Linked DNA regions of Homo sapiens: region 2 is linked to region 1. A link is a contact called in ENCODE Hi-C or POLR2A ChIA-PET data. All regions are on one chromosome and are shown on one strand. Each heading gives the region's core, a stretch centred on a gene start or an enhancer-like site at or near the end of the contact. The rest is flanking DNA. Distances are from core to core; before and after follow the strand shown. Region 1 holds the start of VAV2 (vav guanine nucleotide exchange factor 2). Region 2 overlaps VAV2 (vav guanine nucleotide exchange factor 2).

What was found. Hi-C counts contacts between places; a loop is a spot of excess contacts on that map. ChIA-PET counts read pairs that join two places held with the same protein, here RNA polymerase II (POLR2A). Pooled maps may share reads with other maps.
Region 2: a map of thyroid gland shows a loop between it and region 1 (3-fold over the local background). The contact joins the enhancer-like site here to the promoter of VAV2 in region 1. A Hi-C loop is called at or near these places in 15 of 168 maps with a recorded cell type or tissue (B cell, Caco-2, GM12878 and 12 more), 28 of 37 single-sample maps with no recorded cell type and 11 of 50 pooled maps. POLR2A ChIA-PET finds 5 or more read pairs at or near these places in 10 of 52 experiments (B cell, GM12878, H1 and 7 more).

Annotation. Positions count from the first base shown.
Region 1 is chr9:133,989,241-133,995,158 of GRCh38, reverse strand. VAV2 (vav guanine nucleotide exchange factor 2) reads left to right here and starts at 2,835. Exons shown (of 30, transcript NM_001134398.2): 1 at 2,835-3,084. The coding sequence starts at 2,881. RefSeq lists silencers at 2,123-2,432, 2,533-2,632, 2,693-2,842, 3,113-3,202, 3,243-3,682 and 1 more and enhancers at 1,523-1,712, 1,609-2,336, 3,065-3,792, 3,793-4,520, 4,521-5,248 and 1 more.
Region 2 is chr9:133,934,170-133,939,844 of GRCh38, reverse strand. It overlaps VAV2 (vav guanine nucleotide exchange factor 2), which reads left to right. Exons shown (of 30, transcript NM_001134398.2): 2 at 626-742. Among named protein-coding and RNA genes, the nearest start is that of VAV2, 55 kb to the left of the region's middle. Within about 2 kb of position 4,189, at least 17 of the 41 ENCODE cell types and tissues checked have a DNase peak (open chromatin) inside an H3K27ac peak, as active enhancers do; they include heart right ventricle and thyroid gland, where a contact is called at or near this core.

The DNA of each region.
Region 1 (5,918 bases), core at 1,586-4,085:
ACTCTCGCCCCCTGGAGGTGTGCAGCAGGCAGTCCTGGCAGACAGCCCTGAGTCCAAGTGGACATGGATGGTGGTAGGATTTTCCCAAACAGCGTCCTCTCTATTAGTCTTCCTGGCATGTGCCTTGAGTCCACAGTCTCAACCTGTTCATCATTACACTCACACTAAAGGTTACAAAGGGAGCTCCTGCCCCATTTTCTTTACCTTTTATTTTATTTTTGAGACAGGGACCCACTGTGTTGCCCAGGCTGGTCTTGAACTCCTGGACTCAAGCCATCTGCCTGCCTGAGCCTCCCAAAGTGCTGGGACTACAGGCTTGAGCTGCTGTACCTGGCCCCACCAAACTTTTGTTCTTTGATTCACATCCATCCTGCCCTCAGAGCCTCCAAGGATTCTGGGAGGTGCACAGGGCCGGTGAATGTCCTATGCCGATCAGGACCTGGGAACCAGGGAGGCCTGAGTGGCTCAGGGCCACTGTGGTGAAGTCTGTGTCTCCTGAGTTGGGTCTTCTCAACGGTCAACCCCAGATTTTCTGTGCAGCCCCTCCTGGGTGCAGCCAGGTGCCCCGTGGTGACAGCACCACCAGGGGGCAGCAGGTACCCATGGCATTGTTGGCGGGCGGCTGCCTGGGTCCCAGACCTGGCTGGTCCTCTTGGCCAGAGCAGGCAGGCCCAGGACCGTGAGGACAGAGGCCCCCTTCTTGCTGAGGGAGCCACCTGGGGAAAGAGACATTTAGTGCATCAATGCGCCGGCGGTCCAGGCGAGGGGTTGGGAGAGTGGGTAGCTCTTCTTCCTCTCTGAGCCCTTTCTGTCCCAGCACAGTGGGAAGCCTCTGGGTAATTTATCCGTCCATTCTTCACAAGCAAGTCCAGTGGGAGCCGGGTCTCCCCGCTCTAGAGAGGAGGGGATGAGGCTTTGCAGGAGGAGGGATCAGTGTAGGCTCTCAGATGGGGCTGGAGGGCCCCGCTCAGGTTTCACTCCTGGCTTTCTGATTTCTTAGGGAGATGCTGATGGGTCCACCTGCTGCCCCATCTTGCTTCGGTGAGGAAAGCTCTCCCCCTTGCCCTAAAGGTGCCCACTGCTGCTTCCTCGGGGAAGGGCAAGAGACCTGAGCCCCCGCCTCACCAGCCACCTGGCCTGAGTTTACTGCTGCAGGGGCCAGCTCCTTCCTGACCTCTCTCTACGGGCCAGACCCTAAGCTGGGACCCCCTGCTTCCACCTCAGTGGAGAAGGGGTGAGTCTGACTCTGCAGAGACCAATTTCCAGGACAGGACCCCCATCGGAGGCCCTGGGCCCAGGGGACCCTCTCTGCGCTCGCATCCCCGTTCCGGCCCCTGCGCAGGGAAGCCACGGGGTAAGGGGTCCGGGGGCTGCAGTGCAGCCCCAGCTCATACAGGCCCAGGATTCCACCGGAGTCCAGGGTGGGAGCCCTCAGACACCGCACCCCAGCCTCCGGGCTGAGCCAGTCTCAGAGAAGGGCTTGGACTTGCCTGGTGTCCCCCAGTGAATCAGCAGTGAAAACCCGCGGTTCCCGGCAGCTGAGCCAGGATCCATATAATTTCAGTTGCAGAATCTGTTTGTCCTTGAAGCCCCTCCTACCGTCACACGTTGCCAGCTGGACAGACCGCGCCCCCACCACCCAGGGTGTGGCCTAGAAGGGAGATCAGGGCGGATCAGCACCGGGGCCGGCTGCGACCCTGGGCCGGAGAGCACCTTCCTGCCCTCACTCATGTCACGCATTCCGCCCTGGACGCCAGGAACTGCCCGCTGGGCAGCTGCGAGTGGCCAGGACTTTGGCCAAAAGCTGGGGAATCCTGGCCTTTATGCAGGGTCGGGGGTCTTCCTATGGGCCCCCGGCCAGGGCGGAGGACAGGAAGAGGGCTCTGGGAGTCCTGGGCCCGTGTGCCTTCAGCCTCAGCCTCGGGTATCCCGCCGGGGCGGCTTGATGGGCCAAGGGGGCTCAGTAAGCTTCGGCCCAGCCCGGTGCCCTCTCCCGAGTCTGTCGTTACCGAACGGCCATGCGAGGGCGCCCAGCGCGACAGGGACCACCTCCTGACCTCCACGGAGGACCAAAGGCACCCGGGGGGACGCCCGGCCATCACTCCACGGGCGAGGTCGCTCCCCCAGGGAGAAGGGCTCCCCAAAGTCCGAGCGCCCTTGGAGAAAGTCGGCCGGACCTGGGCCTGCGCCGCAACCCCCGCCCACCGCAACTTTCGCGGGCGGTAGCGGGGCAGGAAGTGGGGGGGCGGGGGCGGCGCTTGGGACACGGGGAGGTGCCAGGCGAGTGCTCCGGCCCCGCCCCTGCCCCGCCCGGCCGTGGCCGCGCCCCCTGCGCCCCCAGCGCCCCGGAGCCGTGGAGCCGCCGAGCCGCCGAGTCGTCGAGTCGCAGCGCCGGGCGTGGGGACTGCGGGTGGGGCGAACAAAGCGGCGGCGACGCGGGCGGCCCAGGCCCGGGACGCGCGGAGCGAGCGACCCCGCCGGGCCTTTGTCTCGGGCGGGGCAGGAGCCGCGGCGGCCGCGGGGCGCCCCGAGCGCAGAATGCGGCGCCCGGCGGCGCGGATTGGGGAGCGCTGCGGCGACTGGCTGCGTGGAGCCCGGCCCGGGGCCCGCAGGCACTTGCGTGTGTGAAGCGGGGAGATCCGGCGCGCTGCCCGTTGCCCGCCCCGCGGCCGCACGTGGGCGGGAGCGGCGGCCCGAGAGGAGCCCGAGGAGTAGGAGGAGGAAGAGGAGGGGACGCACGGCGGCGCAGCGGGGGACCTGGGGCAGCCCGCGCGAAGCCCCGCCCCGGCCCTGAGCCCCGCGCGCGCGCGGGCGGGATGCCCCGCGGCCGCTGCACTTTGGCTCGAGCACTGCCCTGAGCCGGTCGGGCCCGCGGGCGCCATGGAGCAGTGGCGGCAGTGCGGCCGCTGGCTCATCGATTGCAAGGTCCTGCCGCCCAACCACCGGGTGGTGTGGCCCTCGGCCGTGGTCTTCGACCTGGCGCAGGCGCTGCGCGACGGGGTCCTTCTGTGCCAGCTGCTGCACAACCTCTCCCCCGGCTCCATCGACCTCAAGGACATCAACTTCCGGCCGCAGATGTCCCAGGTGAGCGCCCGGCGGGCGGGAGGGCCCCGGGGAGGCGGCGTTCGCGCTGCCCGACGCGCGGACTGAACGCGGAGGTCGCAGCGGCGGCGGCCCAGGCGCCCTGGCTGGGGCGGCCGGGCTCCGGGACGCGGGCGGGCGGCTGGAGGGTGCGCCCCGGGCCTCCGAGACGCGACCTCAGGAGGCGCGAAGTTGGCCAAAGTCCCCTCAGCCTGGGTCGCGCCGCCGCCGCCCGCGGGCACTGCTCTGGTGCGCCGGTTCCGCGGTCTGCGCGGCCTGGGATGGGGGAGGCTCCGGCGCTGCGCTCGCTCTGCGGGGCCCTGCGAGTGGCCCCTCATTTCCCAGGGAGCCTGCCGAGCCGGGTGTGCGCGTCGTGGGTCGCATCCTTGGGCCTCGCGCCTCCTGGCCGGACGCCGGTGGAAGAGCGGGCGCGGTCGCTGCGCCGGCCCGGGGCGCGGCTGGAGGGCCCGGGAGGGGCGCGGGGCGGGAGCCCTCGGGGCCGGAGGGAGCTGGGTTGGCCCCGGGCACCGCCCCCTCGCCGGCCTCCGCCTCTTCCCGGACCCGGACCCGGGCCACTTGGCGCCAGTCCTGGCTCCCGGGTCGAGCCGCCTCGAGGATCCCCAGGGCCACTTGGCCCCAGTCCTGGCCCCCATCGCTTTCCCAACACCCCCACCCCTCCTTCGGGCGCTGAGTGTGGCCTTTGTCGCGGCGGAGGCACGCGTGCGGCCGCAGGGCCAGGCAGGAAAATGCCTGCCCAGCCGAACGAAGCTGCTTTTCTTGGCCTCTTAAGAGGGAACTTGGCTAAGACTTGAGAGAATCGAGGCTTCCGTCCTGTTCTCCGGGGGTCGCGGAATCCTTACCGGGAGCAGCTTAGAAGAGGTCGGGGGAGGCAGAGCGGGTGGCAGCCGGGTCCACCCAGCGCCGAGGAGGTGCGGTCTTCCAGCCAGCTCAGCAGCCCCTCACCGCGCGCAGTGGCAACTCCATGTGGAGAGGGACCATTCACCAGTGGGACTTAGGACGTGGTTCCTGGGAAGGAGGGAGAGTGAGTCACCAGCGATTCCAGGCTGGGCAGCGAGGCCTCTGCCCTTTGGCGGTGACTGCGTTTCCTAGGAGACCGGGCCTTTCTCTGCCGGGTTGGGGGGCGCTGACAAAGGCAAGCCCAGAGGGGAAGGGGCCGCCTTCCCACTGGGTAATGATTACCCAGCACTGCCTGGACCGGCTTAGCAGGAGCCCTCAGAGGCCTCCCTGGGAGCCAGCGCCTCTTCCCGCAGGATGTCAGTGGTCAGGTGCAGGTGGCGGGGGTGGCGGTCACTGCTGCAGAGGGCTTCCCCGGATCTGTTCTCAGAGCCCCACGGGGACTGGGAAGTCTGGACTCCATTTTATGGCTGGAGAAACTGAGGAGAAGGGTAGCTGTTGGGGAGCAGGGCTGGGCCTCGAACCAAGGTGGCTGCCTTTGATATGAGTTCCAGGGGCTGCCCAGGCTGACTTGCTCGGGCAGGATTCCCTGCTGCTTGCAGGCTGGGGCTCAGGGCAGAGGCAGGGCAGCTGGGTCCGCACAGAGGAGGCTTGGGAGGAGCCCAGCCTTGCCTGGTGGACTCGCTGGGTCCGGGGGCTGCCCCTCCCCAGCTGTGGTTTGGGAAGATGGGAAGAGGAGGGGGCCGTGGCTGTGGCAGGTGGCTTGGCTCAGCTCCTGCACTGGAAGTTCAAGCCAGAGACTTCCTGGGGTCTCTGGAGCCATTGGCCAGGCAGCAATACGAACCCTGACAGAGGCCCCTTGAGCCCTGCTGCTGGGGGGTGGACGGGTGTCTAGGGGTCCCGCTGCTGGGCCGGTAGAGGGGTGTTTAGGGGCCCTGCTGCCGGACTCGTGGAGGGCGTGTAGGGGCCTGGATGGTAGGAGGACCAGATGGGTGTGTGTCTGTGTGGCTCTCCGCTCTGATTGAATCCTGGCACTGTCCCCTCCCAGGTAGGCAACGACCTCCAGAGCCTCAGTTTCCCCATCTCTGTCATGAGAACAGTCATAGCAGTCCCCTCGTAGCCATGCTGTGAGGATTTGCTAAGGGCAGGCACAGAAGGCACACCCTTCGCACAGTGCCCAGGAAATGACCGTCACCTGGACTGTGGCACGTAGTGCCCTGTGTCGCTGAGGCTGATCTTGCCATCCACTCCTCTGTCCCGTGGAGGGTGGGCCACCTTTGTACGGCTGTTGCCTGCACGGGGACGGCTGCAGATGCTCCCTTAACCCTCACATTGGCTGTGACAGCCCCGCCTGTTCATTCAACGTGGAGAAACCACTTTACTGCATCTGGCTGCACACAGGGGTTGGGAGAAAGACTTCGTTTCTCTGTGTGGCTGGTGTTTGTTTTCTGGGAAACTCACTTTTTTTTTTCTTTTTGGAGATGGAGTCTTGCTCTGTCGCCCAGGCTGGAGTGCGGTGGCGCAATCTCAGCTCACTGCAACCTCCACCTCCTGGGTTCAGGCGATTCTGCTGCCTCAGCCTCCTGAGTAGCTGGGACTACCGGCACGCTCCACCACGCCCAGCTTTTTTTTTTTTTTTTTTTGAGATAGAGTCTCGCTCTATTGCCCAGGCTGGAGTGCGGTGGCACGGTCCCGGCTCACTGCAACCTCCACTTCCTGGGTTCAAGCAATTCTCCTGCCTCATCCTCCCGAGTAGCTGGGATTACAGGCGCCTGCCACCATGCCCGGCTAATTTTTTGTATTTTTTGTTTTTTTTTTTTTTTGAGATGGAGTTTTGCTCTTGTTGCCCAGGCTGGAGTGCAATGGCGCTATCTCAGCTCACCACAACATCCACCTCCCGGGTTCAAGCGATTCTCCTGCGT
Region 2 (5,675 bases), core at 2,940-5,439, 57 kb after region 1:
GGCACCTGCCACTCTCTGGGTCCTCCGTGGCTTCTTGGGGGTGGCCCCTGGCTGTTGGCTTTGTCACCCGTGATTAGGAAGGATGTGTTGGTGTTGTCAGAAGCCTCGTGTATGTACGCACGCCTGTGCACGTGCCCACGTGAGCATGCGCCATCCATTCTTGTTGATTTAAGGCTTGCATATTCTGCCCCAGCTGTGACTGTCGGCCTCGACATGTGCTGGGTGCGCCTGGGAGAGCTGGGTTGGATGGTCATGGAGGGCCCAGGGTGCTGCCTTGCCGCCCTGACCTACGGTTACGGGGAGTGGCGTGTCTTCTGAATGCACAGGCCTTGGGGGTTTTGCAGCTATGTGATGAGAAGGCTGGGGGCGGTGGTGGCTACACCCTCGGATGTGGAGCTGGTCTGCCTGCTTCCACTTCCATCCAGGCCTGGCTTCTCACCCCCCAGCCTTGGGACGGGGGGTTTCGTCATCTCTCTGAGCCCATTTCCTCCTTGAGAAAACAGGAATGAGCTTGGATGTGCTGGCGCACGGAAGCCAGAGCTTGCTGCTGTTGCTGTTACGGTTTTTACAGAGCTTACAGTTTTAATAAGTTTTTCCTTGCCCTCCCTTTGTTTTTTCCCTTTAGTTTCTGTGTTTGAAGAACATACGCACCTTCCTGAAAGTCTGCCACGATAAATTTGGATTAAGGAACAGCGAGCTGTTTGACCCCTTTGACCTCTTCGATGTGCGAGACTTTGGAAAGGTGAGCAGTCACTCTCTCCAGCCTCGGTCGCTCAGCTGTGGTGGCCGATTTGCCGGCTCAGCGGCAGGTGGGCCAGATCCATGGAGCAGCCTGATTGGCTCCAACACAGAGCCAGTGGATTTCTGCACCCTCATGTCCGGGAGGTGCAGGCAGGTCCTGTTACAAACAGGAAGGTGTGAAAGCCAGATTTGTGTGTCGGGGCTGGGACAACGGGATGGCCCCTTTCTCTCTCCAGTCATGGTGAGGCCAGGCGTGACGAATTCAGGCGGGTGGGGGAAGAGCAGAGTGCAGACAACCCTGGCCCTGTGGTTCTAGCCAGGGGATGCTGAGCATTTACCTCCTGCCCTGAATCTTGATTCTTCCTCTGAGAATGGGTCGAAGTTAGTACCACCTCCTAAGGGGCTGGGGAGATGAGGAGGGGAAAGCGCCTACTGTGTGCTCTGTAAATGGATTATCTCGGTTACCCCGGGACAAGCAGAACTGTCTCTGACTCTGGGAAGGTATTGGGCAAAGAGGGGGTATTCTCCAGTGGTGACCCCGGGAAGTGTCTCTGTGTTCTCAGGAAGCCTCACATGGCACCAGTCCTGCATGCAGGAGCCGGGCTGGTGCACATGAGGGGACCCTGAGGCTGGCAGGTGCAAAGGCCCTGGGAGGCTGTAGTTCATTGGTGGCCTCCTGGTGAGCCTGGGTACAGAGGGACGCAGGGGCCACCTGCCTTCCAGAGCCCAGCAGCTCCACGGTTACTCTTTTTAAATGGATGGGATCAGGGTCTCAATAGCTTCCTGATGGATTCGGGGCTGGACGCCGGAGGTGCTGACGGTGGCCGAGGAGGCCCCAGGCCCCCGCCTGCTGTTGGGCTGCCTCTAGGAGACACTGCTTCCTGGACCACCGGGAGAATGGATTTCCACCTGCTGATGGGAAGTAACAAGATATTTACTGCCTGGTTTATTTGAGCATCATTATCAGGGACTTGGTATCTAAGGAAATGCTCTGTGAATACATGATTTGTGAGGCGCAGAGGGAATTTGGGTTTGCAGTGGCGCATGCTGAGAAGTCGGTTCTGAGAGGAGCGTGTGGAAGTGCTGCACGGCCTCAGGTCAGGACCTGGAACAAGGGCGATCCCGGAGCCACCAGGCTTGGCGCTTCCCTTCCTCGCTCCTGGAATTCTCCAGACGTGAGATCTGGGGACCTCTTCATGAGCCCATCTCTGTGTAATCATCGAATCCTTAGAAGTTTGTGTCCCTTAAATGACTCACTGAGCCCCCTCCCTGCAGCAGCGCACCTGCCTGGGAGTTTGATGCCCTGTTGAGGCCTGTGGGTCCTGCTGTCCAGGGGCTTGCCTGCTGGGCTGGAGTCAGGGAGGCTTGAATGGCCTGGGCCTGTTTCTTTCCTGTAAGTGGCTTCTCAATTCCTACAGATTTGTTTTGAAATGAGTTGGAACTCTCTCCTGTTCCTTCCCTGCAAGCAGCAGAGATGAATTTGCCTGCAGCACCCTGGGTAATGGAGAGGCTGATGGTTCTGGACTTAGTGAAGGTCCTTCAGAACACACACACACACACACACTCTCACACACACTCTCACACGCGCACACACACTCACACGCACACACTCTTGCACCCACCCCACACATGTTCACACTCACACTCAGACACACACAGCTCACATACACACACACACAGACATACAGTCTCACACACACACATTGACACAGACATCCATGGACACACCACACACAAACACACATACACACACTTGAACCCGTCTTCCATGTTCACACCCACACCCAGACATGCACAACTTAACACACACACATTCACAGACATACAGTCACCCATACACATTCACACAGACATCCATGGACAGCCCCCCAACACGGACATATCACACACATTCACACACACACAGTCTCACATGTACACACATACTTAGACACTCAACTGGTATTTATGATAACTGTAAAGAGAAAAATACAGGAAAACCCTGGCCAAACCTACTTCTTGGCCAACAGTTAAAATGCAGCGTATTCAGTATATAATTTCATTTTGCTTTTAATTTGCTATGGCGGAATGCAGTGATGTAAGACGTACATAAATTTGGATTAAACTCTCATTATTCAACTTACCAGCTGTGTGGCCAAGCAGTTTGCAAATGGGCAGCCCTTGTCATCGTCCATGGTTTCCAGTGAGGCGGCTGCGGCTCTGAGGGGCTGCAGAAGGGGCTTCTTGTCATGCTGGCCTCTGGTCTCCCCATGTCTCACCGTGGCGGTCAGTGGTGGTGCTGGCCAAGCTGTGGCATCTCTCATGGGGAGCTGGGAGTAGACGGCGGGTTTGGACCATGAGTCATGGTGTGGGGTGCTGGGAATGGAGGTGATGTCACCGTGCAGACCCCCGGGCTGAGCTGAGGAGACTGGATGAGGTCCACAGGAGGTGTTTGTGAAGTGCAGGTTGCTGCTCCTGCCGCCCCCCACCGGTCGCTTAAAACAAGTCCAGACTTCCACACACAGATGGCAGTGCCTACTGTTTTTCTCTCCACTATTTTATACATAAAGATGCAATGGCTGGGTCGGGCATGGTGGCTCACGCCTGTAACCTGAGCACTTTGGAAGGCTGAGGTGGGCGGATCATTTGAAGTTAGGAGTTCGAAACCAGTCTGGGCAACACGGTGAAACCCTGTCTCTAATAAAAATACAAAAAGCAGCTGGGTGTGCTGGTGGGCGTATGTAATCCCAGCTACTTGGGAGGCTGAGGCAGGAGAGTTGCTTGAGCCCAGGAGGTGAAGGTTGGAGTGAGCAGAGATCACGCCACTGCACTTTAGCCTGAGTGATAGAGTGAGACTCTGTCTTAAAAAAAAAAAAAAAAAAGACGCAATGGCTGCACCTTTGGGAGACAGAGCAGGTGGCTGAGCACATGGACTTGGACCCCGGCAGGCTGGCTTTGAGTCCCAGCCCTGCCATCCCAGGGTGCGGCCTCGCCCAAGTGACTCAGCTTCTCCAAGTCCCATTTGTAAAATGGCGGTGACACTCCCACCCTCAAAGTTCCCTTGAGCGGGTCAAGCCATGTGTGCAGGGTCTCAGCACCGCACGTGCCCCAGGGCCCCGCCACTCTGGGGCCTTGCTGCTTCTGGTCTCCGCATCTGAGCCATGCCCTTTGCCTCCTGGAGCCCGCGTGAATGTGGCCTGTGGTGTGTCAGGGACAGCTGGCTGGGGACCGGGCCCCCTGGGACCGTGTGCTGGGTGCTGGCACACTTGGGAGCAATGGAGCCGGAACCCGCACTTGCCCTTCAGCGTGGGCCTGGCCTCGGCCCCGCCAGCCCTGTCTCTGTGGCGGTGCTTGCTTCCTTCCCTGGATGTTTTTCCTACCGTGGTCAAGCTGTGGTCAGCACTTCCAAATGGAGTCTGGCCTGGGGCCAGCGGAGGCTGGGGAGCTGGGACGTTCACCACGGTCTGGAGCCTGACGGTTCTGCTCTGCCAGCGCCTCCTGGCTTCTCCGGGACAGGTGTTCTGGAAAAACAAAACACAAGCAAAAGCCCAGCTCCTCCCTGCGGCCTGGTCTGCCCAGGTGCTCAGACTCCTGGGGACCTCTTGCTGGGCCGGGGCGTATTTGTTGCAGTCCCTGCCGTGGACAGAGGGGAGGAAGGGTCAGAGCAGGGAGGGGACTTGCCGAGGCTGCTGGTCTCTGGCCTCCCGGACTCCCAGCTTGTTGACCACAAGGAGCCGGTGTGGAGGGCGGGGCTGATAGGCCTGGTTCCTTACTTGGCCATTCCATGCATCGGTCCCTCTGGCCACAGAGATGAAGAGCGAATGCCCCTTTCATTTTTTCGGGGCATTTACTGAGCGTTTCCTACACGTCCAGATTCATCTTTTGTCATTCATGAGCTCAGCCCAGTTGGGACGCCCTGGCCATTCCAAATGAGCTCGGCGGCCTCCAGCAACCTCAGACCATGAAGATATGGCTGCGTGCCCTCCCCCTGTTCCTCCCACCCTTGGCCTGCCCAGGACGGGGGTGGCAGCTGTTTCTCCCCAGAACACAAAGCTCTGCAGTCAGAACTGACTGTCGTCTGGGGTGGGTGGGGCTGGTCAGGGGTAACCGAGGGGGTGTGGGGCTGGGGACTCCAGGGCTACCAGGGGCAGAGCTGACTCTCTTACTCCTTGTCTGATCGGCTCCTACTTACATTCACAGCATTCAGGGCTGAAAGGAGCCTGACCGACTGGCCGGCGCATTAGTCAGGGCCCTCCAGAGACCAGAGAGACAGAAGCAGCCGGGTAGAGGCAGACAAGAGGGGCCGATTAGGAGCATCGGCTCTCGCGACTGTGGAGGTGGAGGGCCCCCAGCAGGCTTTCTGCGAGGTGGAGACCCAGGAACGGGGGTGACAGGGCTTGGCCCCAGTCCCAAAGCCTCAGAACCAGGGAAGCAATGGTGTGATCTTCAGTCTAAGGCCAAAGGCCTGAGAACCTGTGGGGCAAGTCTTGGAGACCAAAGGCTGGAGAGCCTGGAGTTCTGATGTCTGGGGGCAGGAGACCAAGAGTCCCAGCTCCAGGAGAGGGAGAGGGAATCACATTTTCTCTGGCTTTTTGTTCTGTCTGAGCTCCCAGCTGCTTGGATGGTGCCGCCCACAGGAAGGGCATCTCCTCACCTGCTCACAGGCCAGTCTCCTCTGGAAACACCCGCACAGCCACACCCAGAAACAATGCTTCCCCGGTTCTCCAGGTGTTCCTTCATCCAGTCAAGTTGACACCTAAAATTCACCATCACAGCTGGCTGGTGTCTCTGGCTGGTTTAGGAAATGCCGTTTCCCCTATTATTTAAGGAGGTCTGTGGTGTTTCAGATCTTGTCTGGGCTCTGGGTTTGTTGTCATTCATTTTCTAAACAGCTGCCTCCCGGCTCCCCAAGTCTCTCATGTTGTGGGAGTCATTCCTTGGGAAGACAAAAAGCA